2 separate regions of the Homo sapiens genome follow, and region 1 is linked to region 2. Evidence: read pairs that join two places in POLR2A ChIA-PET (ENCODE). Cell type or tissue: K562. All regions are shown on one strand. Each heading gives the region's core, and the rest is flanking DNA. Links, peaks and the distances in the headings are about the cores only.

What was found. ChIA-PET counts read pairs that join two places held together with the same protein. Peaks named below come from ENCODE experiments on the same cell type or tissue, not always from the same donor. Only the 100,000 strongest peaks of a DNase experiment are listed, where the experiment ranks them.
Region 1: POLR2A ChIA-PET joins it to region 2 with 5 read pairs; 3 of 35 experiments call an interaction of 5 or more read pairs at or near these places.

The regions. Positions count from the first base shown.
Region 1 is chr7:105,150,816-105,166,799 of GRCh38, reverse strand. It overlaps SRPK2 (SRSF protein kinase 2), which reads left to right. Exons shown (of 16, transcript NM_182692.3): 7 at 6,187-6,293. Among named protein-coding and RNA genes, the nearest start is that of KMT2E, 140 kb to the right of the region's middle. In K562, for the core only: no CTCF peak of the experiment used is centred there; no DNase peak of the experiment used is centred there.
Region 2 is chr7:104,955,484-104,971,467 of GRCh38, reverse strand. It overlaps LOC101927902 (a long non-coding RNA gene), which reads right to left. Exons shown (of 2, transcript NR_187679.1): 2 at 9,134-9,484. Among named protein-coding and RNA genes, the nearest start is that of LINC01004, 28 kb to the left of the region's middle. RefSeq lists an enhancer at 10,045-10,114. In K562, for the core only: no CTCF peak of the experiment used is centred there; DNase peaks (open chromatin) are centred at 6,657 and 7,359.

The DNA.
Region 1 (15,984 bases), core at 5,639-9,638, 190 kb before region 2:
ATGGAAACATTTTGGTTTTCTTGATTTTATTCCTGGTTATCTATATTGCAAAAGTTAAGGAAAAGTAAAATGATGCATTTTCTATACTCTGCATTTTCTATACTCCTTGATAAATCTGACATAAGCCAGTGCTTGATCGAAAATACCTTTATTGTTTTTCTTTACAAACTTATTGGGAGAAATTTCAAACATATAAGAAAGAGATCATACTACAGTAAATTGTTGTAAATTCGTCACTCAAGTTTAATAATTGTCATGGTCTGGCCATAATTGATCCATCTATCTTTTCTTGCTGAATTATTATAGAGCAAATCCTAGAAGTCATGTCCTTTTACTTCTGTGTCATTGTGAATCTTTGAAAAAAATATGAACTTTTAAACATAACCTTAAAACTCACCAAAGACATTAACGGGTTCTTGATATCTCGTCAGATATCGTTGGTATTGGAGACTTCTTAATACAGATTTCCTTGGTATTGCAAAAATGAACTTTTAAAGACATATTTGAATCATTTTTAACAATATTGTTTACTCCTAAGTCTGTATTCACTTACTTTAGTTGTTCAGTTTCAGATTAATTTGCTCAATTTACATTTTTCTGTTTCTTGTTAGACTATGATCCACAGAGTATTTAAATTATCCTGACAGAAGTTAGTGATTCTTAACAGAGGAAAGTGTTTCTTGGTCAGCTATAAGTGTAGGTGTTTCTCATGTTTTTTAAAAGGATGGATGGCCTTAGTCGTAATGTGTCCGTTTCCTTCTGGTGGGTTCTTGGTCTCACTGACTTCAAGAATGAAGCTGCGGACCTTGCAGTGAGTGTTACAGCTCTTAAAGGTGGCGCATCCAGAGTTGTTTGTTCCTCCCGGTGGGTTCGTGGTCTCGCTGACTTCAGGAATGAAGCCACAGACCCTCATGGTGAGTGTTACAGCTCTTAAAGTTGGTGTGGACCCAAAAAGTGAGCAGCAACAAGATTTATTTTGAAGAGTGAAAGAACAAAGCTTCCACAGCATGGAAGGGGACCCAAGCAGGTTGCTGCTGCTGGTTCGGGTGGCCAGCTTTTATTCCCTCATTTGTCCGTGCCCACGTTGGAGAAATGGACCTGCCGATTGGTCCATTTTACAGAGTGCTGATTGGTGCATTTACAATCCTTTAGGTAGACACAGTGCTGATTAGTGTGTTTTTACAGATTGCTGATTGGTGCATTTACAATCCTTTAGACACAGACCACTGGTCAGTGCGTTTTTACAGAGTGCTGATTGGTGCATTTACAATCCTTTAGCTAGACACAGAGCACTGATTGGTGCATTTACAATCTTTAGATAGACACAGAGCACTGATTGGTGCATTTACAGTCCTCTAGCTAGACAGAAAAGTTTTCAAAGTCCCCACTCGACCCAGGAAGTCCAGCTGGCTTCACCTCTCACTAATACTAGTTATCTTTGGAAGTGTGTCTAGGAAGAAGACAAGCAAAGGTGTCCCTTGACTTTCCTTTCTTTTTTGAGAATATCAGTTTTGACCATGCTACTAAGTTATGTGGATGCTTGTTGGTTTTGATGGGGACTCAGGAGGAAGTGAATTAGGATTGTAGAAAGGGTTGGCATGTTATCCTTATCCTTCCTCTACCTGAGGAGTTGGCAAAGGGTAGCTCCAGGGAGAAGTGACAGAGAGCAAAGTATCCCAAAACCTGTAGCTCAGAGAAGAAAGCAAAAATGAAGAGAAGAGATGATGCCTTCAGTGTCATGAGTACTTTTTCTTTATGTGGGTGTTGGATCCTCTGAGATAGCCCTTTGTGTGCCTGGAGTAGGCAGTACTTTCATTTTCCAAGGTTCAAGAAAATCGGACCACTTTACTCAGAGGCACATGACTGATGGGTGCTAGGTTGTGTCAGTAGCTGTGGTCTTCTGGCTTCTTTCAGATTTTTTGCTCTTTATATCATGTTTGGAACAGATCCACCATTTTGATATTTTACTTTCACAAATGTCAGAAGCCTAAGGATAAGGCTTTTTCCCAGATTTAAACTCCAAAATGACATCCAGTTTATGCATCTACTAAGTCATGATCAACTAGGGAAGCATTTCCTTCACTCTATATATTTGAGAAGGTTTTTATACAAGGGAATGTCACCATGTTCATAGAAAAACTAGATTAAAAGACAAAAATAAAGAATATAAACTTTATTTCTCACATAAGTTTCATCAAGTTCAAGACACTTTTGTAAACAATCATATCAGCCATTTAGTTGCTCCCCAAAGAACCAGGGGTCTTAGGAATTTAACCATGTCAGTGAAATCTTTTTTACATTATTAACTGAAGAAAAATGGGTGCCCTTTTTAAGATTAAGAAACAAAAATTAGGAGTAGCCAAATAAGGATAATAAGGTGGATGTCTAATGAGTTTCCACTGAAACTCTTCACAAAATTGCCCTCGTTTGATGAGAGGAATGAACAGGAACATTTACATGGTGGAGAAGGACTCCTTGGTGAAGTTTTCTGAGGTATTTTCCTGCTAAAGCATTCACTGACTTTCTCAAAATTAGCTCTCATAATAAGCAGGTGTTATCATTCTTTGGTTCTCCATAAAGTCAACAAGCAAAATGCCTCAGCATCCCAAAAAACGGTTGCAGTGACCTTTCCTCTTCACTAGTTCACTAGTGCTTTGACTGGACCACTGCCACCTCTTGGTAGTTATTGCTTTGATTGTGCTTTGTCTTCAGGATCATACTGTAGAACCATGTTTTATGTCCTGTTACAGTCCTTTGAAGAAATGCCTCAGGATCTCGATCGTACCTGTTTAAAATTTCCGTTGAAAGCTCTGCTCTTGTCTTGATCTGGGAACAATGGTTTTGGCACCCATTGAGTGGAAAGTTTGCTCAACTTCAGTTTTCAATTGGAATTGCATAAGTTGAACCAGTCGTGAAGTCTGTGGTGTTGGCTGTTGTTTGTGCTGTCATCTGTCCTCTTCAATTAGGGTGCAAACTTTTTTTTTCTTTGAGATGGAATTTTGCTCTTGTTGCGCAGGCTGGAGTGCAATGGTGCAGTCACGGCTCAGCACAACCTCCGCCTCCCGGGTTCAAGAGATTCTCCTGCCTCAGCCTCCTGAGTAGCTGGGATTACAGGCATGTGCCACCACGCCCAGCTAATTTTGTATTTATTTTTTATTTTTTATTTTTTTAGAGACGGGATTTCTCCATGTGGGTCAGGCTGGTCTCGAATTCCCGACCTCAGGTGATCTGCCCGCCTCAGCTTCCCAAAGTGCTGGGATTACAGGTGTGAGCCACCATGCCCGGCCGCAAACTTTTTTTCCACACAAATTGATGCAAATGGTCTGCCGCTGCAGGCTTCATCTTCAACATTATCTCATCCCTTCTTAAAACCGGTTATTCATTTGTAAACTGCCGATTTATTTGCGGTATTGTCCCCTTAAACTTACCATAAAGCATCAGTGATTTCACCATTTTTTCACCCAAGCTTCATCATAAATTTGATGTTTGTTATTGCTTTGATTTTAGAATTCATGTTGCTCTGTTAGAGGCTTTTTTCAAACTGATGTCTTATCTTGCGAGTGCCTCAAACTAGATCCTGTTCAGATACTTTAACAAACTAGTATGAGTTTATTTTGGTGCAAAAAAATTTTTGAAATCTATGCATAGTGTTTTCAAAATACACATTTTCCATAGACTTTTTGAAAATCCCTCATATTTCTTTTAGAAATTCATCTTGAGTATACTAGGAAGTACCAGTGGCTGCTAATGTTACCTCGTCCTTTTTCTCCAGTTAATTTCTGCTAACTGCTGAGTATATTTTTCCCTTTGGATAGATAAATCAGTAAGCAGATAGCGGCAGAGCACTCACTTCTTCTGTGTCCGACTTGCAAGGTCCTTCTTGGGACAGCTAATAGAACATTTCTTTGGAGAAACTACTTAATCCGTGGGTAAATAGAGGTTTTTGAAATATACGTTCTAGTGGGTATTTTTACTGTTAAGCAAAATGCGAAGTAATCATCATATCCAGATATGCCAGTGCTTTGAGAAGACTTAGGTTATGTTTGGGATATCCTGGGCCTCGCCCTATGCCTGCTGCTAAATGTAGTCCTTAAATAATCTGCCGTTTTTGTAATGAGCCTGGGAAATAGTAAGAAACTTCTGGCTTTAGATTATCTGCGCATAAATCTGTAGTGCTTACATTCTTAAACAGTATAGAAAGATTTTTCTTTTTTTCACTAAAAATATTTAAAATAATATTGTTTTAATATAGCATATTCAGTTATTATAGTTGATTAAATCAACTACTTTTTTTGATTCTAAAGTCAAATGTAAGCCTCCAGGGATGAATAAAATGTTCTCAAAGGGTTTCAGAGCCATTTGTAATCTTCCTGTATGAATGACATGAATATATAATGAAATTGGAGGTATCATAGTTGTGAAGGCTGAAATACCTATTTTAAAAAAAAATTAAGTTGGGGCCAGGTGTGGTGGCTCATGCCTGTAATCCCAGCACTTTGGGAGACCAAGGTGTGTGGATCACTTGAGATTAGGAGTTTGAGACCAGCCTGGCCAACATGGTGAAACCCTGTCTCTACTAAAACTGGAAAAATCAACTGGGCATAGTGGCACACGCCTGTAATCCCAGCTATTTGGGAGGCCGAGGTAGGAGAATCGCTTGAACCCAGGAGGTGGAGGTTGCAGTGAGCTGAGATCGTGCCACTGCACTCCAGCCTGGGTGACAGAACAAGACTGTGTCTCAAAAAAAAATTAAGCTGGGCATGGTGGTTTTCACCTGTAGTACTGACTACTTGGGAATCTAAGGCAAGAGAGTATCTTTAGCCCAGGAGTTCTAGTCCACCTGGCACAGCGTAGTGAGACCCTGTCTTTTTTAAGAAAAGAAAATCCAGATTCCTGAGATGTTGTTACTATAGATTAAGTCTTAATACCATGTCTTAAATGGTGATCATACATTCTTAACACCTGCCTATAGTATTAAAATTGATCTAGTTGTATAATGTAAGATATTATTCAAGGAAAAGATTAAATAGGTCTTAACTGTGTTTACTAAATTTTTATTTTATAATGTGTTTTATGTAGCTTATCAAGTAGAAATTTAGGCAGGCAGTTAGGACACTTGAGATACTGGAGCTCTGTATTTGTTTCATGTCAGTTCCTAGGAGGTTTCAGTCTTGCCTGTTTCATCAGGCTGATTTCCAGGGAGTGTGCTGAGATGGGTGAGAGTGCAGCTCAGTGTAGGCTTGAGTAGTGGCTCAGCCACCTGGCACTTTCTAAGTGCACTCTACACCTAGAAAGTGCCATGTCCTCATGCCTACAGTGGGGTTAATTACATTATTGCCTAAGGTTGTTTGGAGTACACGTGAAATAATATATGGCACAGAGTAAGTACACTTAGCCCTTTTTTATCTGCTGGTTCCCCATTCATAGATTTAATAAACGTTGGATGAAAAATATTTGGGAAACACCAGTAAAAAGTAGTAGAAATTAAGAAATAGAGTATAACAACTATTTACATAGCATATACATTGTATTAGGTATTATAAGTAATCTAGACATGATTTAAATAAAGTATATGGGCTGGGCACGGTGGCTCATGCCTGTAATCCCAGCACTTTGGGAGCCCAAGGCGGGTGGATCATGAGGTCAGGAGATCGAGACCATCCTGGCTAACATGGTGAAACCCTGTCTCTACTAAAATTACAAAAAATTAGCCGAGCGTGGTGGCGGGCACCTGTAGTTTCAGCTGCTCGGGAGGCTGAGGCAGGAGAATGGTGTGAACCCAGAAAGCAGAGCTTGCAGTGAGCCAAGATCACACCACTGCACTCCTGGGCGACAGAGCAAGACTCCGTCTCAAAAAAAAATAAAAATAAAGTATATGGAAGGATGTGAATAGGTTATGTATATACTACACCAGTTTACTGAAGAGGCGAGCATATGTACATTTTGGTATCTGAGAGCGGTCCTGGAACCAATCTCCTGAGATACTGGGAAACACCTGTATTTAGTAATGTCAGTTCTTGTTATTTAAGTGAGATACAACATTTTCTCACTTTTGGTATTACTGATAGGGTTGATGTTGTATTTTATAAAGTAATAAGTGCTTTGCAAGTGACACAATGGTGCTGCTTTCAATAACTGCCTCACTCCAGGCAGTGCATCCACAAACGATCCTTAACTGTGTCCCAGATGTCTGCATGGTCTTCGAAGTACTTGGCCACCATCTCCTCAAGTGGATCATCAAATCCAACTATCAAGGCCTCCCAGTACGTTGTGTGAAGAGTATCATTCGACAGGTGAGACTTTTGACGGCAGCCCCTAGGCCCTAGTACCTAATTGGTTAGGCTTTCAACATGAATGCTGTTTACAAATATGTATATGTATTACATATGTATCAGTGCATAATGTATATATGTTATGTATGTTACATATGTATCAGTGCATAACATTTTGAACTCTTATTAAGTCAGTATTTAATGATATTTTGTGTTGTGAAGGGAACAACATGTAATTGTCAGGCATACGTTTTTTGCCTGTCGTTTTTTTTTTTAAGGTATGTGACATGGTACAATTACATTGTTTTTGTTCAGTATCTACTATAAAACATCCACTTAGTTCATTAGGAAGTAATTTAGAAGAAATAACTTACTGGGTTTATTTACTAAGTATCCTTGGATGGAGATTAAATAATAGATAATTGAAGAGTTGTGTACAAAGTTTCAGTTATAACGTGGTTAAATTCTGCAGATCTAATAGACAGTATGATGACTATAGTTAACATTATTGTGTACTTGGAATTTGTTAACAGAGTAGACTTGAATGTTCTCATCATGTACACACACACAGAGTCTATATGTCATACTGGGTTAGGTTAATTAGCTGTTTTGTGCTAATCATTTCACAGTGTACACATATTTCAAGACATGTACACTACTAATATATTCAGTTTTTATTGTCAGTTGTACCTCAGTAAAGCTGGGGAAAAAAATGGAAATGTTTAACTCATATAGAAATTACTGTATTAGATGTGTGTTTTGTTCAGTTGCCCTGCCAGAAGAAAACCCTCAGCTAGGGTCAGGCTTAGAGATGATGCTCTAGTAAACATCTGTAGAATGAAAGTATGCGTAGATGGAAGAACTCCTCCTAATTAGCAGTGTTTGCCCATTCCAGTGTTCTGCATGGAATCAGTATGTATTCTACTCATTGCCTGTAAAAAGTTTGAAGTTTAAATTTGTGTAGTAAAAGCATCTTTGATATTTCTGTTGAATTTGTGTGCAGATAACTTTGTTTAGCCTGCCTGTGTGTTCATCTCTTCTTCCTTTTGTACGGTTTTTTTTTTTTTTTTTTTTTTTTTGGAGACGGAGTCTCGCTCTGTCACCCAGGCTGGAGTGAAGTGGTGCAATCTCAGCTCATTGCAGCCTCCTGAGCAGCTGGGACTATAGGTGCTTGGTACCACACCCAGCTAATTTTTGTATTTTTAGTAGAGACAGGGTTTCACCGTGTTGCCCAGGGTGGTCTCAAACTCCTAAGCTCAGGCAGTCTGCCTGCCTCTGCCTTCCAAAGTGCTGGGATTACAGGTGTGAACCACTGCACCCAGCCTTGTATGGAAAATTGGCAGCTTATTCTGTAACATGACAGATGTTACTTGAGAAGAGGGGCTGGAGAGGGAAAAGTTCACTACATTGTCTTCTATATCAGTTGAATTGAGGTGTTTCTATGTAGTATTATGCTAGGTATACATGTGGGCCTAGATTTATGGCTAACTTTTGTTCAGTACTGTATCTGTTTGCCCTTAGCTTTCAAATAGTAGCATTTTTATTCATTATTTCGACAGGCTGATATCTCAAATGAACAACTTTAATGTAGAAGAGGTTATGTGGTGAGGGCAGAAATTAGTATGTTAAGTGGAATTATTTGATCCCCAAATAAGACTAGTGTATTATTTGTAACATTTAGCAGCAACTCTAAAGTCTTTAAAAAAAAAAAAAAACACAAAAAAACACAAAAAAATAAAACCATATTGTTAAAACTTGGGAAGAATCTCCTAATTATTTTTGATAAATCTTGAAAATATTAAAGGAATTACACATTCTAACAAATACTGAATAATTTCAGAAATAGCTGCCTGCATGTATTTCCCGCAGGCTCCATCATTTCCCAGAACCTCATGCTTTCAGAGGGGCTTGCTGTTGCCTTAAGTGACTGACCACACCACCACCCTTTAGGCTTAGTGTGTAAGAAGGTGAATTTGGCCAGGCGCAGTGGCTCACGCTTGTAATCCCAGCACTTTGGGCGGCCAAGGCGGGTGGATCACGAGGTCAGGAGATTGAGACCAGCCTGGCCAGCATGGTGAAACCCCATCTCTACTAAAAACACAAAAATTAGCCAGGCGTGGTGGCACACGCCTGTAATCCCAGCTACTCTGCCAGCTGAGGCAGGAGAATTACTTGAACCCGGGAGGTGGAGGTTGCAGTGAGCTGAGATCATGCCACTGCACTCCAGCCTGGGCAACAGAACAAGACTCCATCTCAGGGAAAAAAAAAAAAAGGTGAATTCACAGATGAGCCATTGACATTTATTTTATCTTCTAGAGAAGAAAATATAGCCTTAGCAAGTTGAAGGAGTCTGTAAGTTGAAAGATGAAAATCTGAGGTTCAGTGGAACCTCAGTGCATCCTTGTTGAATGAACCGAAGATTAAATAAGTTAACCTGTGTTCTTCATTTTGTTTTTGTTTTTTGAGACAGGGTCTTCCTCTGTTACCCAGGCTGGAGTGCACTGGTCAGTCACAGCTCACTGCAGCCTTGGCCTCCTGGGCTCTAGTGATCCTCCCACCTCAGCCTCCCTAGTAGCTGGGACTGCAGGCATGCACCACCGTGCTAGCTAATTTTTATTTTTTTGTAGAGACGGGGTCTCACTGTGTTGCTCAGGCTGGTCTCTTTGTCTCCTGGACTCAAGCAGTCTTCCCATCTCAGCCTCCCAAAGTTGCTAGGATTATACCACACCTGGCCAATGCGTGTGTTATCCTCACTGTAATTCATGTACCCTGTTTTTGGTGGAAACTTAGAAAGAGCTCTTATATTATTTCTTTAGTTCAGAGAAATTCAAGCTGAAAATTTGATTGTGTCATGTGGTCTGCACTTTGTTCTTATATGCAGTGTTAATGGAATTTTGGTTTGGTTTTGGTTTTGTGTGTGTGAACCCATCTTTCTTTAAGAAAAATATTATCATGGAATCTGGATTTTTTCCCCCTAAGCTTACGCAGAACTTTCAGTGTAGTAAGTTGTTCAAGAAATTACATACTCCAGTTAATAATCTACTTACCTGAGGTTTCCCTTCAACCCCTTTGATTCAGCCTATGTTTTCAGTATTTCTTTCTCCCGGGTAGTACTAGGAAGATTTTTTATTGCAGACTGACACAGTTATATCATTTCCCAGAACAAGCCAGAGCAGACCAATTTTCTTAGTATTTTCTTAGTATCCTTTCACTGTAGACCTTCTTCTTAAGAGTCATGGATAACCGACCATGTTCCAGTCATTCTCCTTACTCTATCACTTGCTGTGCTTCCCCAGGAACCCGCCTGTTGAACTCTCCTTTGCCATGTCTTTTACTCTTGATGTTCTTTGTATTTCTGTTGCTGTCCTCTTTAGTTCAGGCCCTTATCACCTCCAGCTAGTACCTTTTCACAGGCTTTTCTTGGCTCTCTGTGCATACAGCCCATCCAATTCCCGGTCCCTTTTCCAGTTTATTCTCCTTTCTATTGCAAGTAAAACCTTGCTTTAATGACTCATATTCCCATTTAGAATTCTTTAGTGGCTTCCCATTGCCTGTTTGCTGAAGCTTTATGTTCTTGGCCTTCATGAAGCAATATATGGAGTTGTTAAGAGCTTGGGTTTGGCATCAAATATACCCTACATTCACCAAAGGGCTTTGGCCAAGTTACCTAACTTCTGCAAACCACAATTTCATCATCAATAAAAGTGGGGAAAATAATGATACCAGCCAGGCGTGGTGGCTCATGCCTGTAATCCCAGCACTTTGGAAGGTTGAGGTGGGAGGATTTCTTGAGACCAGGAGTTCAAGACCAACCTGGGCAACATCGCAAGACCGTGTCTCTACCAAACAAAATTTAAAAATTAGCCAGGTATGATGGCATGCACCTGTGGTCCCAGCTACCTGGGAGGCTGAGGTCGGAGGATCACTTGAGCCCAAGGGGTCAAGGCTGCAGTGAGCCATGATGGTGCCACTGCACTCTAGCCTGTGTGACAGAACAAGACTGTCTCTTTAAAAACAAAAAACAAACAAAAATGATACCTTCCTCATTAGTTTATTGTAAAGATGTAATGAGAGATAGTAATGCTAATAGTAGCAAATAGTTAATTCAGTGCTTACTATGTGCCAGGTATAATTTGAGTACTTTGCATAGTTGAGTTCCTCACAATAACCCTGTGAAATGGGTATTATTACTTTCCTGATTTCATCAAGAGGAAACAGAAGCCCAGAGAGGTTAAGTAACTTGCCCCTAGTTAGGAAGTCGCTTAAAAAGTGCTAAGTGGTGAAGCAGGAATTCAAACCCAGATAGTCTGGCTTCAGAGCTCATGGGTTTACCATTTTGGCCGTTATATAATGGGTTTTATATAATAAACTTATTATGAGCCTGTAATAAGTTTGGAATTGTACTGGGCCTATGTCCAGTAGAAGTTAAGTCACTTTCTGGGAACCTGTTTAAGATTTTCTATCATCTGGTGTCAGCCTGTATTTCCCCTTGCAGACAAAAAGTGATGTCCCTCAGGTACCCTATTTCCCTCTGGAATCTACCAGCTTACGTTTTTTATGAATGTTCAAAGATGTCCCAAACATTTATAATGTGCAGATTTACCAGAATTTTCATTCATGAATGTTTACTGGTTTTATTTTGTAGGTAGTTTAGAGAAAGTACTCACTGGTAATCATCTTGACCCCTAAGGGCACCTTTCCGTTTTTTATCTCCACATCTTTGATCATCTCTTTTGTTCTAGGCTGCCAGAAATGCCATCCTTGTCTACCCACATTTTTAAGACTCAACGAAAATCCCACCATTGTGACAAAGGCTTCTCACAGTACCCAATTAAGAGGATGCCTTCCCTTCTTGAAATGCCTTCAGCTCACATTTGGTCCCATAACTACGTGTAGGCCCCATCTCAACCCTAGGGCTGCTGGCACTTCAGACCAGATAGGATGTTTAGCAGCGTCCCTGGCATCTACCCCTCAGAGCCAGTATCAGCTGTCACCATCCCTGATTGTGGCAATTAGAAATATCTCTGAACTTTGCCAGTTTTCCTCTCACTGAGAACCACTGGGATAAGAGAAAGTGTAAGGTGTATTGTGCTTTGGTGACAGACTTGATTTAACATCATAGCTTTGGCACTTCTATCTTGTACTCCTGATCAGTTACTTAGCCTCTGTGAGTCTGTTTCCTCATTTGTAAACTCGAAATAGTAATGCATAATTTGTAGTTTGATTGTGGAGATTAAGAATAAGGGGGCTGGGTGCAGTGGCTCACGCCTGTAATCCCTGCACTTTGGGAGGTTGAGGTGGGTGTATCACCTGAAGTCAGGAGTTCAAGACCAGCCTGGCCAACATAGTGAAACCTTGTCTCTACTAAAAATATAAAAAATTAGCTGGGAGTGGTGGCACATACATATAGTTCCAGCTACTTGGGAGGCTGCGGCAAGAGAATCACTTGGACTTGGGAGGCGGAGGCTGCAGTGAGCCGAGATCGTGCCATTGCACTCCAGCCTGGGTGACAATAGCGAAATTCTGACTCAAACAGACAAACAAGAATAAGGGTGGGCCAGGTGCGGTGGCTCACACCTGTAATCCCAGCACTTTGGGAGGCCAAGGCGGGCAGATCATGAGGTCAGGAGTTCTAGACCAGCCTGACCAATATGGTGAAACCCCATCTCTACTAAAAATACAAAAATTAGCTGGGTGTGGTGGCACGTGCTTGTAGTCCCAGCTACTCGGGAGGCTGAGGCAGGAATTGCTTGAACCCAGGATACGGAGGTTGCAGTGAGCCGAGATTGTGTCACTGCTGCTCTTCAGCCTGGGTGACAGACTCTGTCTCCAAACAAACAAAAAAAGTATAGCCATTAGATTTTATGAAGTAGATATTATAATATGTAACCAGATGAGACCTTTAAAACCCAATGTTTTTCCAGACTTCTCCCTTTGGGGTGCAACCCTCTAGTATGCCGAGAGCCACGGTGGTGCCCCGCAGGTCCTCTCACCTGTATCATTGGCTGATTTTGTCTCTCTACACTTAGTATTTATTTACCATTGTAATTCTTTCAGTGGCCCTGTTTATCAGTAAATTTTGTTATGACTGAACCAGTATTGTTCAAGTTCAGACCAGAAGCTTTCATGTCAATTTGGTAAACATTTTGATATTACTGGGTTTGTTCAGCATGGTAGTGCACACGATGCTGTATTGACTTGGAATTCTCCTCAGGATGTTGAGCCCTTGACTCAGGAAATGTGGTGAGGTGGCTCTGTTTCAAGGGACTAAGCTGCTTTCCTGAGCCATTGCTTTGTGCAGTCCCAGTGCTGGGCACAGCAGCTTTAACTTTCTTCCTGATGACATTCAGAAGTACAGCTGCTGGCTTTTCTCATTAATTCTCACCAGTTAGAGATGAAAGAAAAAGGAGCAGAGGCTATTTCAGGACAATGTGGGTAAGGACGCCGTCCCCTGGATTTTTGGTTTGAGCGTGTCTCTGGCTCTTGTCCTCTTTTATTGTTAACAGGTATTTCCAAGCTCCTCCATTGAGTTTAACATCTTGGTTTTCACAGGCAGTTGGTGGGACCTGCCTTGTGTGTTTCACTGTGGAAGGGAAATCTAGTGGAACCCTCAGTGTTTCCAGCAGGAAACTTCTAGGCTTGCGGAGAACCCCTCTGGTGTCCCGCACGCCCACAAGTAATTAATATTCTCAATGAAGAACTCCTGCTTGGGGTCGCCTCCTTCCTCTGCCAGCCCATCTGGCTGCCCACGTGGGTTTCTCTGGGTGCTTCATTAGGTTCTGTTACCCACAGAGTAGGAGGAGACAGAGTCTCCCTGCTCTGTGTCCTTTGTTCAGGTGTGGGAGGAAGAAAGTCCACCGCTTATCACCAGTAGCAGAGCATAATTTGGAAAGTTGCTCTCATTCTATTTCTTTTTACAGTTCAGAATTTTGGGGGAAGCTTTGCACTCTGGGCTGTGAGCAAGGCCAGGGAGACAGTCTTTAGAGGAGTCTCCACATTATGCTTGACTGTTCCCCGACTTATCTACAAGATTACAGGACCTATTTCAATCAAGTTGTGGTGGAGAGGAGCAGATTTGTGTTGCGAAGACCAGTAATAGATGGTATCTGACACAAATGTTGATGTACAGAAAGCAAGCTTTGAGACCATTTTAACCAAGCCCCTTATTTTGAAGATGAATTTGAGGTTCAAGGAAAAGAAGGAACTTTCTCTGAACCTGTAGCTAGTTAATTTGGAATGGGACTCGGGGCTTCTAGCTCCCAGCCCTAGACTTAGCCTTCTTTTCCGCACTGCTGCTGAACTCAAAGTCTGACTTTACCCAGAGAAACCTGGCACTTGTTCCTCATGTGTGTGAAATGGCTCCCTGAGTGGGATGATTGAGAGTCACGTCCCTGGCTCGTCTGGGCTTAGGTTGATCTCAGCTTCCCTGGCAGCCAAAGGATCTCTGCTGCCTCCTGCTGCTAGCACCAAGTATTAAGGTTTTTTGTTTGTTTTTGAGACGGAATCTTGCTCTGTCACCAGGCTGGAGTGCAGTGGCGCGATCTCGGCTCACTGCAACCTCCGCCTCCTGAGTTCAAGCAATTCTTGTGCCTCAGACTCCTGAATAGCTGGGATTACAGGCATGCACCACCACACCCAGCTAATTTTTGTATTTTTAGTAGAGATGGGGTTTCACCATGTTGGCCAGGATGGTCTGGATCTCCTGACCTTGTGATCCGCCCATTTCGGCCTCCCAAAGTGCTGGGATTACAGGCGTGAGTCACCGCGCCCAGCCGTATTAAGGTTTTTAGGCAAGAAAGATGAACATACTGTGATTTGACAAGTAAAAGCAACAGAGGAAAGAATTAGTAAAGACTTAACTCTGTCAGATTTTGCAAGGGGAGATCTATCCATGGGGATGAAACATGATTCCTTTTGGTTTGTGTTTTTGTTTTTCCCATTGTCACAGTTATCCTGTATAAATAATTGTAGGAGTTCTCGTCAATGTTGGTTGATTCTGGGGTGCATTATTACTTAAAACTTCACTGGAAAGACAAATGTTATTTTTGAAAATAAAACCATTTAAAAATAGTAGTTCTGGCCAGGCATGGTGGCTCACGCCTGTAATCCTAGCACTTTGGGAGGCCGAAATGTGTAGATCACCTGAGGTCAGGAGTTTGAGACCAGCCTGGCCAACATGGCGAAAACCCCGTCTCTACTAAAATACAAAAAGTAGCTGGGCATGGTGACATGTGCCTGTAATCCCAGCTACTAGGGAGGCTGAGGCAGGAGAATTGCTTGAACCCAGTAGGTGGAGGTTGCAGTGAGCCAAGATCGTGCCACTGCACTCCAGCCTGGGTGATAGAGTGAGACTCCATCTCAAAAAAAGAAAAAAGTAGTTCAAAATTAAATTATGGAATCAAAGTTTTGTTGCTGGGATGTACCATACGGGTTATCAAGTATAGTCCTTTTATATTAGAAATGGAAACAACTGAGACCCAGATAATTTTTTTTTTTTTTTTTTTGAGACAGAACCTCACTCTGTTGCCCATACTGGAGTGTGGTGACACGATCTCAGCTCACTGCAACCACCGCTTTCTGGGTTCAAGTGATTCTCCTGCCTCAACCTCCTGAGTAGCAGCGATTACAGGCATGCACCACCATGCCTGGCTTATTTTTGTATTTTTAGTAGAGAGGGGGTTTCACCGTGTTGGCCAGGCTGGTCTTGAACTCCAGACCTCAGGTGATCCACCTGCCTTGACCTCCCAAAGTGCTGGGATTACAGGTGTGAGCCATCGTGCCAGCCAACCCAGAGAACTTTAATAAGTGACTTAGGAAGCTGGATGTGGTGGCTCACACCTGTAATCCCAGCCACTTGGGAGGCTGAAGCAAGAGGATCACTTGAGGCCAGAAGCTTGAGGCTTCAGTGTGCTTTACTTACACCTCTGAATAGCCACTGCACTCCAGCCTGGGAACATAGCGGGATCCCATCTCTAAAAAGAAATTAATTTTTAAAAAGTGATGAAAAATCATAATTCAATAAGTCAATATCAGTACAAGTCTTCTGACTTAGATACGTTTTACCATTTAAGTTTCTTGTGTGCTAGACTTTGTTTTTGTGAGTTTTCCGTAGATTATTTCTAAAGCTTATTGCTACATTTGTGTGTAACAGGTGTTTCCCCCTCCCATAGATGAGAATGAAAGCTCAAACAGCTTAAACAGCTTGCCCAGGGGTAACACAATGAGTAAATGGTTGAGCAGTAATTTAAGAGCAGTCTGAATCCAAGGTCATGTTTTTAACGCTGCCCTGTTGCCATTTCCTTTAATGGTTTCAATTATCTTAACTAACTTTATTTGTCCCAGTGGCAAAGTATTTTTCTTGTGTTTATTGCCCATTGCTGTTTTAGGAAAGTTAGCCTAGTTGAGTGCAATAGCCAATTTTTTTTAAAAAAAATCTGGAACTTTAAGTTTTTACTGAGATCACTTCTTGCTTGTCATGAGGTGCATCATTGTCATTGGGACCTCATGTGAACACATTTGCACACTGAGGCACATTAACTCTTAACTGTGCAGCCTCCCGCACAGTGAATCAACCTTTGAACTGTGAAAGAAGCCAAGGTGGAAAGATAGGACAACTCTCGTGCATGAGAAAATGGTCAAATATATTTTAGGAAAGAAAGATACTGACATTTTTACCTTGAGATAGTATTTGATACCGAAATACAATTTTAGT
Region 2 (15,984 bases), core at 5,020-9,019:
GATTTGTGGTGCCCAGAATATTACTTTATGACTGCTATGTACATATAGAAATGCACACACTATACCCACACAATCTAGGATTATCTCCTTTACAATATGCTATTTTTAAAATAAACTTCAGGAGCACAGAATTAAATCAGTAATAATACCTGTTTCAGGACACATTCTCATCATTGGTCTGGAAGTACCATTTTAAACATGTTTTTAAACAGTCTAGGCAAACAATTTACATCTACTCTTCAATTAAAAAACAAAAAACAAAAAACTCTAGTCCAGGCATGGTGGCTTGCGCCTGTAGTCCCAGCACTTTGGGAGGCCAAGGTGGGTGGATCGCTTTGAGCTCAGGAGTTCAAGACCAGCATGGACAACATGGCAAAACCCCGTTTCTACTAAAAATAGAAAAATTAGCTGGGTGTGGTGGTACACACCCATAATCCCAGCTACTTGGGAGGCTGAAGCAGGAGAATGGCTTGAACCTGGGAGGCAGAGGTTGCAGTGAGCCAAGATCGCACCACTGCACTCCAGCCTGGGCAACAGAGCGAGATTTCGTCTAAAAAAAATAAAAATTCTTACTTTTCAATCATCTGCAAATAGAATTTGGTAACCAAGAATGAATCTACCAATATTTACTTCCTAACTAAGCTGTTTCTAACAGAAATCAAAAGGGAATCTCTTTATAATGATGAAGTCTAAAGGCAGACTAATAAAAATGCTGAGAGCAAGATGTTTAGGTCAGGTGCAGTGGCTCAGGCCTGTAATCCCAGCACTTTGGGAGGCCTAAGCAGGGGGATCACTTGAGCCCAGGAGTTCAAGACCAGCCTGGGCAACATAGTGAGACCTGGGTCTCTACAAAAAATACAAAAATTAGCTGGGCATGGTGGCATACCTATAGTCCTAGCTACGTGGGACGTTGAGGTGGGAGGATCGCTTGAGCTCAGGGAGTCAAGGCTGCAGTGAACAGTGATGGCAGCATTTGTACTCCAGCCTGTGTGACAGAATGAGACCTTATCTCAAAAAAAAAAAGTTTACCAGGCTTTAAATAGTTTATTTTGATGGACATTATTTGTCCATAAAATAGACCTTTATAAAAGCTCGGATTTGAAACCAATAAATTAGAACTGTAATGTAGTCTTTTCTAGCTGGTTTTAGGCCAGTTAAATCTAGCAGAGATCATGAAGGCAGAAAGCCAACTTGAAGCCAAAATAACTATTGAGAACATTCTACATTCCATTAATAGGTAATGAAATTAAATCTGTTAACCGCTAAATTAAAATACATATTCTACTTACTTACATACAACTTTAGGCCTATATAACTATCATGCTTCCAAAAATAACAGCCTGGCCAGGCACAGTGGCTTACGCCTGTAATCCCAACACTTTGGGAGGCCAAGGCGGGCGGATCACCTGATGTCAAGAGTTTGAGACCAGCCTGGCCAACAAAGTGAAACCCTGTCTCTACTAAAAATACAAAAATTAGCCAGATGTGGTGGTGCGTGCCTGTAATCCCGGCTACTTGGGAGGCTGAGGCAGGAGAATCGCTTGAACCTGGGAGGTGGAGGCTGCAGTGAGCCCAGGTCAGGCCCCTGCACTCCAGCCTGGGCAACAGAGTGACTCCGCCTCAAAAACAGATAAATAACAGCCCAATAGCACAATACTTTTGAAACATGCTTTGATGAAATCCACAAAGGAATCATCTTTACCCCTTTGTCCCTAAACCATCTTCTCAGATCTTGTGCCTAAATTGAAATTTTTGTGCCAGGAGTTAGAAAATAATATGGATATAATAAAACAGACATAGTTTATACTGTAAGATATAATAAATATAGTTTATACTGTAAGAAGCATGACAGGTTTTTTTAAAATTATTGGATGATGACCATCAACTAAAAAAAAAAAAAAAAAAAACAAACAAACCTCAAAAACCCAAAGTCTATAACCTGCACTGAAAGGTTTTAATCTATAAAGATGAAAGTCAGCTTCTCCCATTTCCATTTTTCAAACCAGAGACTTTTTTTTTTTTTGACTTGCTCTGTGACCCAGGCTGGAGTACAGTGGTGCAATCGCTGCAACCTCAAACTCCTGAGCTCAAGTGATTCTCCCACCTCAGCCTCTTGAGTAGCTGGGACTACAGGCACACAACACCATTCCCGGCTCCAGAGATTTCTTTGAAACTTTCTATTAGAAAAAAAATAAAAAGAAATGGTCATTGCTTGCTGTGCATGCTGGCTCATGCCTGTAATCCCAGCACTTTGGGAGGCTAAAGTGGGCAGATTACTGGAGGTCAGGAGTTTGAGACCAGCCTGGCTAAAATGGTGAAACCCCATCTCTACTAAAATAAAAAATAATTAGCCGGGAGTGGTGGTGCGTGCCTGTAATACCAGCTGCTCAGGAGGCTGAGACAGGAGAATCGCTTGAACCCAGGAGGTGGAGGTTGCACTGAGCCGAGATCGCACCACTGCACTCCAGCCTGGTGACATAGCAAGACTCCATCTCAAAAAAAAAAAAAAAAAAAAAAATTTTATTAGTAAGGAGATAAAGCTAATTCCTCTGGGAACTTGTTTCAGACTTGGGTAGATGAAGTCCTGTGGCACAAAACTGAAGTGGAAGAGTGCTTTATGTAGACAGTTGGCTTGCAGGCAACATAAACAGAAAAGCTCAATAAATTCAAACAAAGCTGAAGCCAAAATCATGTAGTGATTTGTAAGGGAGCAGTAGATATTTTGAACTATGCCCCAAAGAGATGTTAAAGTAAATCAAAATCTTATGAACAGGTAAAAAAATTACTATGAAATTTAGAAAAACTGCTATCCATCCCAGATAGTGATTTTTTTTTTCCTTAAATGAGTAGTGAATGACTACAAACAAATGTGTAAAAAAAGAAAAAAAAATGACAGGAAATTTGAAATACAAATTTCTAGGCTTCTGGTAACACAATTTATACCAGGGGTCAAATATTCAGGGTTGCTTCTAAATTAAAAGAAAGAAACAAACAAAAAAATCCCATTTGAGCCCGAAGCATTTCATATTTGGTAAACTATTTGGGGAAATTCCACAAAATGTGCAGGCCAAGTCATTTTATTTACTCTTACTCTCCAACCTTTCCATTTCATTTTGCTTCAGCGATCGTTATAAAACTGAGCAGACAAGGCCAGGCATAGTGGCTCACACCTGTAATCCCAGCACTCTGGGAGGCTGAGGGGGGCGGATCACGAGGTCAGGAGATCGAGACCATCCTGGCCAACATGGTGAAACCCCATCTCTACTAAAAATACAAAAAATTAACTGGGCGTGGTGGCAGGCACCTGTAATCCCAGCTACTCAGGAGGCTGAGGCAGGAGAATCACTTGAACCCAGGAGGTGGAGGTTGTGATGAGCCAAGATCTTGCCATATTGCACTCCAGCCTGGGCAACAAGAACGAAACTGTTTCCAAAAAGAAAAAAAACCTGAGCAGACAGCTCGGGCAAACCCAGGAGCTCTCTTCTAGTAACAAAGTACAGGTTTGTCCTAGGAAGATAAGAAAAATCCTTTTCTTCCAAGTACAGGCTCTTGCCACTGTTGAGGAGTGGTCACCATATATCCTCTCTGCCTCAGATTCCTGTGCACTGACCATTCTCACATTCCTGGGCACCAGATTATCACATTGCTAGGAGCTGTGGTCTGGCATCGGGCAGTTTGCACTCTGATTGAGTGGCTGGGTGCAAGAGGGGAGTAAACTGGCTCGAGTCACTGGTGACCATGACTGCTCTAGAAAGAACTTCGGAAGGCTCAGCCCCACCGACCCTGCCAGGCCTAGCAGGCTGGTAATTATCTCCTGGGCTACAACAGAGCTCTGAGAGTTCAAGGTTTACCTCATCACAGCCTTTTCTCCCCTTCCTTCCTCTATTGGACAGTCCACTTTGCAGTGACCTAGTTCATTAGGATGCCCTTGTGCCTCAGTTTCCCTTATTAGGACTGGACTCCGCCTGTCAGCTGGGATTCAATCACCCTGTCTTCCTCTTTGCCAATATACTTTCCTCTCCAACCTTCCTCAGTCCCTACTGGCTGGGGCTCTGCTTGGATTAAGTCAATTGCTCAAGAGCCATGACTCCTTCCTGACTTTGGTCTACTATCCCCACTCTCTCACAGTCATTCCAGCTGCTTACTTTGCTCCCTGAAGATACTGATAATCAACTGAACCAGATCCCAGCTTGCCTTATCTACTCAGCCCACCTGGTTACCTTTCCCAGGCCAGTCTAGCCAGCCAGGTTAGTTCCCTGCTTGCTGTCACCCACCCACCCAATCCTGGATCCTCCTCCTTCCCATCAGCTGGTGCTGCTCGAATATTCACATCGATAGCAGTAATTAATGGCAGTTAAGAGCTCAGTCTGTCTCAGGAACTGTCTTAAGTACATCAGTACTTAAATTCATTTAATTATGACCACAACACTTGGAGAAACTGAGGCTGGGAGAGGTTGACTTGCTCAAGGTCACGCAAAGAGTAAATAGCACAGCTTTAAGTTGAACCTAGACTAGATCTTTCTGATGCCAGGTAAATACTCTTAATCACTGGCCAAGGGTTCTCAAGGTTCCTTTGCCCCTTCATCTATCCCACACATGGTATGTTTGTCGAAGGGACTGTGCAGATCTCAGCTATACTGCCTCCCTACAGGCCTTGGGTCTGGGCCTAGCCTTTGGACACCATTCATCAGAAAACTGGTCATCTCTGGCCGGGTGCGGTGGTTCACGCCTATAATCCCAGCACTTTCAGGGGCTGGCTGAGGTGGGCAGATCACCGGAGGTCAGGAGTTCAAGACCAGCCTGGCCAAAATGGTGAAACCCTATCTCTACTAAAAATAAAAAATAATTAGCTGGGCATGGTGGCAGGCGCTTGTACTCCCAGCTACTCGGGAGGCTGAGGCAGAAGAATCACTTGAACCCAGAAGGCAGAGGTTGCAGTGAGCTGAGATCGCACCATTACACTCCAGCCTGGGTGACGTGAGACTCCGTCTCAAAAAAAAAAAAGAAAAAAAAAAACTGGTCATCTCTGCCTCTCCTATTTATGCTTCTACTACTTCAGCTGGCTTCACTGTCAGTAGAAATGGCCGACAATGATCAAAGTTAATCTCAGTGCAGACATCTGTCAGCTCGCTGAGATGTGTACAGGTTTCCCCAAGATCTAGGGAGCCCCAAGTCACAGGGTTCTGGCTCAAGCCTTTTATTTTACTATTGAGACCTAAAGCTCAGAGAAGTGAAGTGACTTGTCCTGTATCACACAGCTAGTTAATGGCAGAGCCAAGATTGAGGTTTCATGGCTTCCAAGCCACCTTGAGTAGACTGGAACCATGGAAGGCCACATTTCACAGCAGGGCTTTTGAAGACAAGCTAGGTTACTTAACCTTTGACTTTTGCCTCTGTGTTTTAATCTGTGACATGGAGCAGCAAAGGAGGCCTAACTAAAAGGATGACACATGTTGCTGATGAGGGGTAAATTGTTGGAGGAATTGCTACTACCACCCATCTTTGGTAAGGACCAGGACTTTCTGAGTTCATTTACCAGTCTAGAAGCCAGGAAGATGTTCATAGATATATTCACATAATTGTGATCTAATTGACACCACAAGACAAAAGCAATTTCATGATAAAAATAGCAACTTTAGTTGTTTTTTCTTTTCTTTTTTTTTTTTTTTTTTTGAAAAAGAGTCTTGCTCTGTCACCCAGGCTGGAGTGCAGTGGTGCGACCTCAGCTCACTGCAACCTCCACCTCCTAGGTTCAAGCAATTCTCCTGTCTCAGCCTCCCAAGTAGCTGGGATTACAGGCATGCAACACCATGCCTGGCTAATTTTTTTGTGTGTTTTTAGTAGAGATAGGGTTTCACCATGTTGGCCAGGCTGGTCTTGAACTCCTGACTTAAGGTGATCCACCCACCTCGGCCTCCCAAAGTGCTGGGATTACAGGCATGAGCCACCGTGCCCAGCCAAGAATAGCAACTTTAATTGAGCATTTGTTATACACCAGAGACTGCTTTAAGTAAGCATCTATTTGAGCCACACTACAACCCTAGGAAGAATGTATGTGCTTTTTTTTTTTTTTTTTTTTTGAGATGGAGTCTCACTCTGTCGCCCAGGCTGGAGTGCAGTGGCGGGATCTCGGCTCACTGCAAGCAGGTTCAAGCAATTCTCATGCCTCAGCCTCCTGAATAGCTGGGACTACAGGTGTGCACCACTGCACCCAGCTAATTTTTGCTTTTTTTTAGAGACGAGGTTTCACCATGTTGGCCAGGCTGGTTTTGAACTCCTGAGCTCATGATCTGCCCTTCTCGGCCTCCCAAAGCACTGGGATTACAGGCATGAGCCACCATGCCTGGCCTGGAAGAATGTGCTTTATTTCCATTTTACAGGTAAGGAAACTGAGCCCTAGAGAGGTTAAGTAACTTGCCCAAGATTACACAGCTACTAAGAGGCAGAACAAGGTTCTGGAGGAAGCTGTTTACCTCCAGGGTCTACAAATCCTAACTTCTACATGAGTCTGGCTTACATGGCAAATGGGGAATGGAAGTTTTCGAAGATGCCCAGAAAGACACAGAGATCTGAAACTTTGTCTAGGAAGAAGAGTGAGGACCAGTTATCACAGGCATCCATATTCCTAGGTTCACAGCTTATCTACCCACTGACAGGGGGCCATGTATGAACTCGATGGCCTACAGTAAGCTTTTCAGGGCTTGTCATTTTGCTCTAGGAAACTGCTATCCAGCCCCATGTGGTTCCTGGATCACTCCGAAGTGCTTTAGAGTCACTTTAATCCTTGAGTTTAAAGTTTAAAGCAGATAACGTATACAGAAACATAGAAAAGGAACCAAAGAAAACTAACAAAATAAAGTTTGGTAATTTTCAAATCTTGCTACATAATTCCTTGCTTGGGAAGAAATGCTCAAAAATCAACAAAAGGAGGACAAAAACAGGATGTTAAAAAGCATTTTTATGTTTTAAGAAATTTACTGCCAGACTAAGAGTATTTCTGCCAAAACTAACATGCTTCTTTCCTACAACCTACACAATCTGGGGTTTGCTGAGAATTTGGTTGGATTTTGAGGGTGAGACCATAATTTCCCACCATGTTCATTTTCAAAAAGAATGTCCCACACATGAAAACACACACACGCACACACACACACACAAACACACACACACACACACAAATGCTCCAGTGGAAGTAGTGGTCCTGCAGTTCCTACTATGAGTAAAGTATCCCACAAAGATTTGGCCCAGAGATTGGCATCTGACATGGAGTCTCTTTTAGTGCACTCATTGCAAATCTCCATCTGAAGGTCTGTAAGGAACATGGCTGTGCTGCAGCCAAGCAGGCATAGAGCAGCAGGCATAGGTCAAGGTAAACAGCCTAAATGACTCAGCAGTATTGGGGCGCAAGTGCAGTCTCGTGTCTTATACAATCATAGCCATGTAGACATAACATAGAGAAGCTCACCACCTGGCTCTCAGCCACTATTGTCTGTGTAGTGTATAAATGTAACACTGACCCTGTAAAGGGGCTGCTGAATAAAGCCATGTCTCACTTACATGCTGTCTCTCAGGTGTTCTTCCAGCTCCCTGCCCTGTGTCCACCCACTCCCCTCAGCCCTCAGCTGGGGCCAGAACCTGACCCCAAGCATGACAAGGTTTTTGTCCTGTGGGCTGGGGATGCAAAAGGACACAAGATCATGAACATGTGGGAAGGACCTGGGACTGGGAGCTAAACAAACTGGACTCAAATTCTGGATTCACCAATTCCTAGCAGTGTGATCTCTCTGAGCATCTGTTTCCTCATCTGTGAAATGAGAAGCAAAATACCATCCTTCAGGATTGTCAATGAGGCATTGTATGTATATCACTCAGCACAGCCTGAAAGTAGTAGCTTAAGCCCCTCTACTTGGGAGAACACTGGATTAGGTCCACGTGACTGACAGCTAGGAACACAGAGTGAGAAAAATCAAGACTGAGGGGTGAGCCAAGGGATAACAGAAGAGACCGAAGCATCATGAGGAAAGAGAAGAGGAGACAGAGGAAAGCAGGGAGGAAGGACTTGCTCCTTTTTGTCCTCTAAGATAGATTTGGCAAAGACAAAAGACTCAAGAGGAAAATGAGACATTATTTTGCACCATCCAGGGGCAAGATTTTGCAAGTACTCAAGCTTCTCTCTTCCAGATATTAAAGGCATAGCAAAGGGGTTATATTATTACTACTGAATGCTAGAATACTATTTTTAAAACATTGATTTTGATTTTTTTCTTCTAGATTTTTTTTCTTCTATTCCATCTCCCCATTTGAACAGACAAACCATTCTTTGCTCCTATCTAAGAGATGGGTCTTACAAGCAGAAAGCAAAGTTTTTCAGTTTCAAAAGCCTGGGCCGGTGGTTCTCAAAGTATGGTCTCCAGACCACATCAGCATCACCTGGATACTCGTTAGAAAGGGAAATTCTTGGGCCCTACCCCAGACCTACTGAATCAGCACCTCTGGGGGTTGGGCTCCACGTTCTGTGTTTTAACAGGCCCTCCAGGTGACTCAGATGTAGGCTGCAGATTGAAAACCACTGGTCTAGATCCTTAGTGAACTGGAGAGAACAAACTGGTAAAAGATTTAGGAGAAAACATCAGGAATAACAGCAAAGCTCCTTACCTAAGTTAGAAAAATATTCTCTAGGCTGAGGGAGGAGGGGAGATAGAAGGGAAGTGATAAGACAGAGAGGTGGTGGGGACAGGAGGAGAGGGCTAGAAGTGAGTGCCAGCCTACATTTTAGTAAGCCCCTTTGCCTATGCCAGACCATTGGGTTAGTTGCCTTCTGGTAGGTGTCTAGTGAGGACTTATGCCTGACAGCAAGCAACAACCAGGACATTGTTTATTGGCTAACAGTCAGAGCAAAATGTTGGGTTTGTGTCCTCCCTATTCCATATGGACAGTCCTTCCTTACAACATCCTGGAATGCTCATTAACTCTTGAGAAGGAAGGTGAGGCCCTGGACCCCTAGTGACCTGATGGTTAGGGAAGGGAGAATAAGCCCTGCACTTGATTTTGGTGGGGATGAACAGAACCAACACAAGATTACCCCTGAGCCAGGGCAAGATAACACTCACCCCAATTATAATGACTACTTGTGTTGGAAATTGGCACTCAGCATTTATTCCAGTCTCCTCCTGGGTTGCCTTTCTGTAACAGTTGAAAGCTTAGAGAGGCTAGAAAGTTTAACTCTGCATTTCCCAGACTCCCTTCAAGTTGTGGATGTGCAGCTCACCATTGCGTTGCAGAAGGCAGAAGGAAGGCAGAGGCTCTTGGCCATCTTTTCTTGGCTTGCTTGGTCAAGCTTCATGTTGGTGGCAGCAGTGGTGGCTCTTCATTCCAACTTCCACATTTCTGGAGCGCAGCAACTTCGGCGTGTTCATGAGCTCAACAGCTCCAGTGACAGCCTCCTGACCCCTCAGCCTGCTAATCTGGGCTGAGGTTGTAGCTTCTGGAGGGAGGGAAATGAGGGTCAGTTCTGTGGCATTCAGGTAGACATTCCAGAAGGCCCCAGCCTACATGCTTATTCCTTCAGTACTTTCAACTATTTCATGAGCACCAACTTCCCTGTATTAATTCCTTCTTTGCTAAAAAACCCAGTCTGGAGCCGGGCGCGGTGGCTGACGCCTGTAATCCCTGCAATTTGGTAGGCTGAGGTGGGTGGATCACCTGAAGTTAGGAGTTCGAGACTAGACTGGCCAATATGGCAAAACCCCGTCTCTACTAAATATACAAAAAAAAATTAGCTGGGTGTGGTAGCGGGCGCCTGTAATCCCAGCTACTCAGGAGGCTGAGGCAGAAGAATGGCTTGAACCCAGGAGGCAGAAGTTACAGTGAGCCAAGATCGCGCCATTCCACTACAGCCTGGGTGACAGAGCAAGACTCCGTCTCAAAAAAAATAAATGAATAAAATAAAATGGTTCCTATTTCTTCCACTAAGGATATACTATTCAAAAAAAAAATCTGTCTTGAAATTTAACTGGAGTGACAGGATGGTTGCACAGAAATGCTTATGATTTCAGAAAATTGGGCCATATGCCAAGGAGCAATAGCAGTACATGCAGTCCATGTGTCAGAGGCTCAGAGGTGAGAGCGCTCACCACCCTGGCCTGGGTTAGGTTTTGGGGCAAGGCAGAACTTGAAGGAAATGTCTTCAAAGAGCAAGCAATGTGCTTTCTGGCTAGTTTTCCTGTTTCAGTTGACTTTGGCCTTGCCTTGCTCCCTGCTTCCTCTTTTCTGCCTCCATACCATCTCTTGTGCAACTCTGCTTACAGGGAACTCCCATCCCTGTCTCTTAAGAACCAAGCAAACCCCTTTTTCTTTTCCTCTTTTATCAGCCTGTCTCTTATTTCAGAATACACATTTCTGTATGCTTCAAAGTAGTTTACAGTTTTCAGTAAGCATGACCATGTTGGCGTTACTTATTTCAGAATGTGAGCCCCTGTTGACTGCCAAGCATTATCCCATGACCATGAGGACTCTCAACAATTGCTACATTATTTGTTAGGGGAGCTTCAAGGTCCAGCTTCCACTGTCTGAAGGAGCTTCAAGAAGCTGAATATGGCAATGTCTGCTGTCCCTACCCAAAAAGTATTTGATTAGCTCTGTCCACAAAGAGCAGAAATTTGAGATGACCCCTTCTGGGCCTGGAGAGCCAGCCTGAGACTAAACCTCCCTAGAAGAAGCTTTCTTTTTTTTTGAGACAGAGTCTTGTTCTGTCACCCAGGCTGGAGTGCAGTGGCATGATCTAGGCTCACTGCAAGCTCTGCTTCCCAGGTTCACACCATTCTCCTGCCTCAGCCTCCCAAGTAGCTGGGACTGCCGGCGCCCGCCACCATGCCCTGCTAATTTTTGTATTTTTAGTAGAGATGGGGTTTTGGCATGTTGGCCAGGTTGGTCTTGAACTCCTGACCTCAGGTGATCCGCCTGCCTCGGCCTCCGAAAGTGTTGGGATTACAGGCGTGAGCCACCGCGCCTGGCCGGAAGAAGCATTTTTAAATTTTCATTATTTTATTTATTTATTTTTGGTTTTTTTGAGATGGAGTCTCGCTCTGTCGCCCAGGCTGGAGTACAGTGGCACCATCTTGGCTCACTGCAAGCTCTGCCTCCCGGGTTCACGCCATTCTCCTGCCTCGGCCTCCCGAGTAGCTGGGACTACCGGCACCTGCCACCACACTCAGCTAATTTTTTTGTATTTTTAGTAGAGACGGGGTTTCACCATCTTAGCCAGGATGGTCTCAATCTCCTGACCTCATGATCCGCCTGCCTCGGCCTCCCAAAGTGCTGGAATTACAGGCGTGAGCCACCGTGCCCAGCCTGGAAGACGCATTTTTTACATCAAATCTCAGACAGGGCAGGAGGGAATTGCTCTGGATTATTATTATTATTATTATTATACTTTAAGTTCTGGGATACATGTGCAGAACGTGCAGGTTTGTTACATAGGTATACATGTGCCATGGTGGTTTGCTGCACCCATCAACCCGTCATCTAGGTTTTAAGCCCCGCATGCATTAGGTATTTCTCCTAATGCTATCCCTCCCCCTGCCCCCTACCCCCCAACAGGCCCTGGTGTATGATGTTCTCCTCCCTGTGTCCATGTGTTCTCATTGTTCAACTCCCACCCATGAGTGATAATATGCAGTATTAGGTTTTCTGTTCCTGTGTTAGTTTGCTGAGAATGATGTTTCTAGCTTCATCCATGTCCCTGCAAAGGACATGAACTCATTCTTTTTTATGGCTGCATAGTATTCCATGGTGTATATGTGCCAGATTTTCTGTATATGTGCCACATGTTCTTTACCCAATCTATCATTGATGGGGATTTGGGTTGGTTCCAAGTCTTTACTATTGTAAATAGTGCTGCAATAAACATACGTGTGCATTTGTCTTCTTTTTTTTGAGATGGAGTCTCGCCCTGTCACCCAGGCTGGAATGCAGTGGTGTGATCTCAGCTCACTGCAACCTCCGCCTCTCAGGTTCAAGCGATTCTCCTGCCCCAGCCTCCTAAGTAACTGGGATTACAGGCTCATGCCACTATGCCCAGCTAATTTTTGTATTTTTAGTAGAGATGAGGTTTCACTATGTTGAAACCTCATAGTTTCAGGCTGGTCTCAAACTCTTGACCTCGTGATCTGCCAGCCTCGGCCTCCCAAAGTGCTGGGATTACAGGCGTGAGCCACCGCACCCAGCCACATGTGTCTTTATAGTAGAATGATTTATAATCCTTTGGGTATATACCCAGTAATGGGATTGCTGGGTCAAATGGTATTTCTGGTTCTAGATCCTTGAGGAATCGCCACACGGTCTTTCACAATGGTTGAACTAATTTACACTCCCAACAGTGTAAAAGTGTTCCTATTTCTCCACATCCTCTCCAGCATCTGTTGTTTCCTGACTTTTTAATGATTGCCATTCTAACTGGCCTGAGATGGTATCTCATTATGGTTTTGATTTGCATTTCTCTAATGACCAGTGATGATGAGCTTTTTTTCATATGTGCTCTGGAATTTCAGCAAACCCACATTTCTCCAAAGATACACCGGCCATGAGCATACTTAGAAGTGGGAGTTCCCAGTACCCCTTATCTAGTTGAAGGCGTTGTGAGCGTTTCTCACAGGACTCTTTAATTGGCTGTCTTTACTAAGTCACTGCACTAAAGCCTCAGCTCCTACCCAGAAAGCTCCTGTCCCTGGATTACTGTCTCCTTTTGGTGAGGTCAGAGCTGCACTTACAATCTGTTCCAATGGCTAATCCTGGAGAAAGAAATACTGCTTATATTAGCAGGGCTCCCAGAGAAACAGAACCAAAAGGATGTGTGTGTATATACATATAAAAATATTTGTCTTAAGGAATTGGCTGATGTGATTGTGAAGGCTTGGCAAGTTTGAAATCTTACCAGGGAAGCCTCAGGAAAGCATTGCAGCTCAAGTTCAAAGGCAGTCTGCCAGTGAACCCTGAAGAACTGATGTTGCAGACAAAGTCCAAAGGCAGCCTGCTGCAGAAGTCCCTCTTCGGGTGTGGGTTGGGGAGTGGGTGGGTGTCAGCCTTTTGTTCTATTCAGGCCTTCAATCAATTGGATGGGGCCAGAATAATGTTTGACCAAGTATCTGGGCATTGTGGCCCAGCCAAATTGACAGATAAAATTTTATTTATTTTATTTTATTTTTGCCAAAGTTGTACTCTGTCGCCCAGGCTGGAGTGCAGTGTGGCATGATCTCGGCTCACTGCAACCCCCGCCTCCTGAGTTCAAGCGATTCTCCTGCCTCAGCCCCCTGAGTAGCTGGGACTACAGGCATGTGCCGCTATGCCCGGCTAATTTTTGTGTTTTTAGTAGAGACGGGATTTCATCATGTTGGCCAGGCTGTTCTCGAACTCCCGACCTCAAGTGATCCCCCCACCTCGGCCTCCCAAAGTACTGGGATTACAGGTGTAAGCCACTGTGCCCGGCCAATTTTATTGTATTGTATTGTATTTTTATTTTATTTTTTGAGATGGAGTCTCACTTTGTTGCCCAGGCTGGAGTGCAGTGGCACGATCTTGGCTCACTGCAACTTCTACCTCCCAGGCTCAAGCAATTCTTGTGCCTCAGCCTCCCTCAAGTTGACAGATAAAATTAATCATCACAGGGCCCTTGTTACTAAGTGACAGCGGGGAAATGTCTCATGTTCTGGTGCTCTTCAGCCTCACCCTGCCTCTGCCACAGTCACTTCAGTACAGGTTCCCCCTGAGTCTCTCTTCTCCCAACTCTAGGAACCTGATATGGCTTCCCTTGGGGGTCATGTATGAAATAGTAGGATGGAAAAGGGGCGCTGGGCTAGAAGTTAGCTAGAGAAATGCTGGCCTCAAAATCTGCTCTTCTTACTAATTTCCAGCCTGTATCTCTGGGCCAAGCCAGCCAGAGAACTCTTTTTTCCTTCAGGGTTACTTCCACAACAACTTTCCACCCCCAGCTCACGGAAGACATTTTCCCAGGCTTCACCAACATCTTATTCCTGGAGCCTAAGTTCAGCTAACTGCTGTCCTTCCAGCTGGTCAGCCCCAGCAGCCTCTAGCACATGTCCAAAGCCTCCTGAATCCACATATGTGGTTGAGTCGAGCCACAGTGACATTAGTCATATTTTTTGTTGATTGAAAACAAGGGTAAGCTGTAACCAAGGCCTCACTGTGGTTTTCGACTTAACTGTTGCTCACTAACTATAACAAGAAGGCTTTAAAAAGGACCAAAATAGAAACTGTGTATATAGTAAGAGTAGAAGGCTGGGATACCAGAGTCTTTCTCTTCAATAATACAAGGTGGTTTGTCTCCTTCCATGGAAAGAAGCCATGTACACATCCTCTTCAGTGTCGCCTGAGTAATTCCTGACTTTTTTCTTTTAAATAACAGCTTTATTGAGATACAATTCATGTTCCATACAATTCATCCATTTAAAATGCACAATTCAATGGTTTTTACCATTTGGTTTCACAAAATTGTGCAACCATCAGCACAAACAACTTCAGAACATTTTAATCACCCCCAAAAGAAACCTCATCCCCAAAAGCTGTCGTTCCTATTTCTGCCCAAACACCCCAGGCCCTAGCCAACCACTAATCTGCTTTCTGTCTCTGTGGATTTACCTATTCTGGATATTTTATATAAGTGGAATCATACAACACATGATTCTGGGTGGCCATAGTGGCTCACACCTGTAATCTCAACACTTTGAGATACCAAGGTGGGAGGATCACTTGAGGTCAGAAGTTCAAGACCAGCCTGAGCAACATAGCAAGACCGCCCCCAAAATACATAGTCCTGACTGATTTTTATAAAGGTGAAATAAGTTTAGATTTTGTCATGATAGCAAGATAACCAAACCAAGCAAGCATTCACTTCCCAAGGATAGCTGGTCACATTGCTCATCTTAATGGAATAAGCAGAAAAGCAGCTAAGCAGTGACAAAGAAATACTGGTTGCGTGTAAATTTGACTTACAATCAAAGGAGGTCCTAAGAGGAGTTTGGTGGCCAAGGCATTTGGAATCACACAGAGAGGCTGTTGAACAGTTCAGTCTGGCAACCCAGTCTGGCAAATTTTCTGGAGTCCAGTTTTATCTTTTAAGGTACGTTTCTTAGGGAATTCTCTTACGCCTTGCAATTTTCTTCCAAAGGGAGATATGGTAAGTATGAAATAGACATTTTTATTTATTTCCATATCTTGATTGAGTAAGAGAAGGGTGTAGAGTGTGTAAAATCAAACATGCACTTTAGGGGAATCACAACATCAGAGCCTGAACCAAGGGCAAAGAGTCCAAATCTTGCTAACCTACAATATTGTGCACTTGGTAAATTATAAGCAAGAAAGGGCCAAAAATTAAACTAAGTGCCTTGAAATGGCAAGACAAGCTAGCTATTTAAAACAAAAAGCTAATCAGCCAGCTTTCAAATTGCCTTTCTTTGGATGCTAGGTTATGGTTTTGCTTTCTCAAAGTTTGAGAATTATAAAATGTTAAAAGAAATGTAACAGGGCCAGGCACGGTGGCTCATGCCTGTAATCCCTGCATTTTGGGAGGCTGAGGTGGAGAGATCACTTGAGTCCTGGAGTGACAGGGAAACATGGTGAAAACCCATTTCTACCCAAAATACAAAAATGCCAAAAGAAAAAAAAAAATTAGCTGGGCATGGTGGTGTTCACCTGTAATCCCAGCTACTCAGGAGAATGAGGTGGGAGAATCACCTGAGCCCAGGAAATCAAGGCTGCAGTGAGCCATGATCACACCACTGCACTCCAGCCAGGGCAACAGAGCAACACCCTGTCTCAAAAAAAAAAAAAAAAAAAAAAAAAAAAGGTAACATAAGAACTGAAGGATCCTTTGGTTAGTATATGAAGACCTGCATGTCTGACAAAGCTCACTACAGGCCAGCCCATTGGAAAAAGGTACTGCCCAGATAAGCAAACTTGAACTTCAGGGGA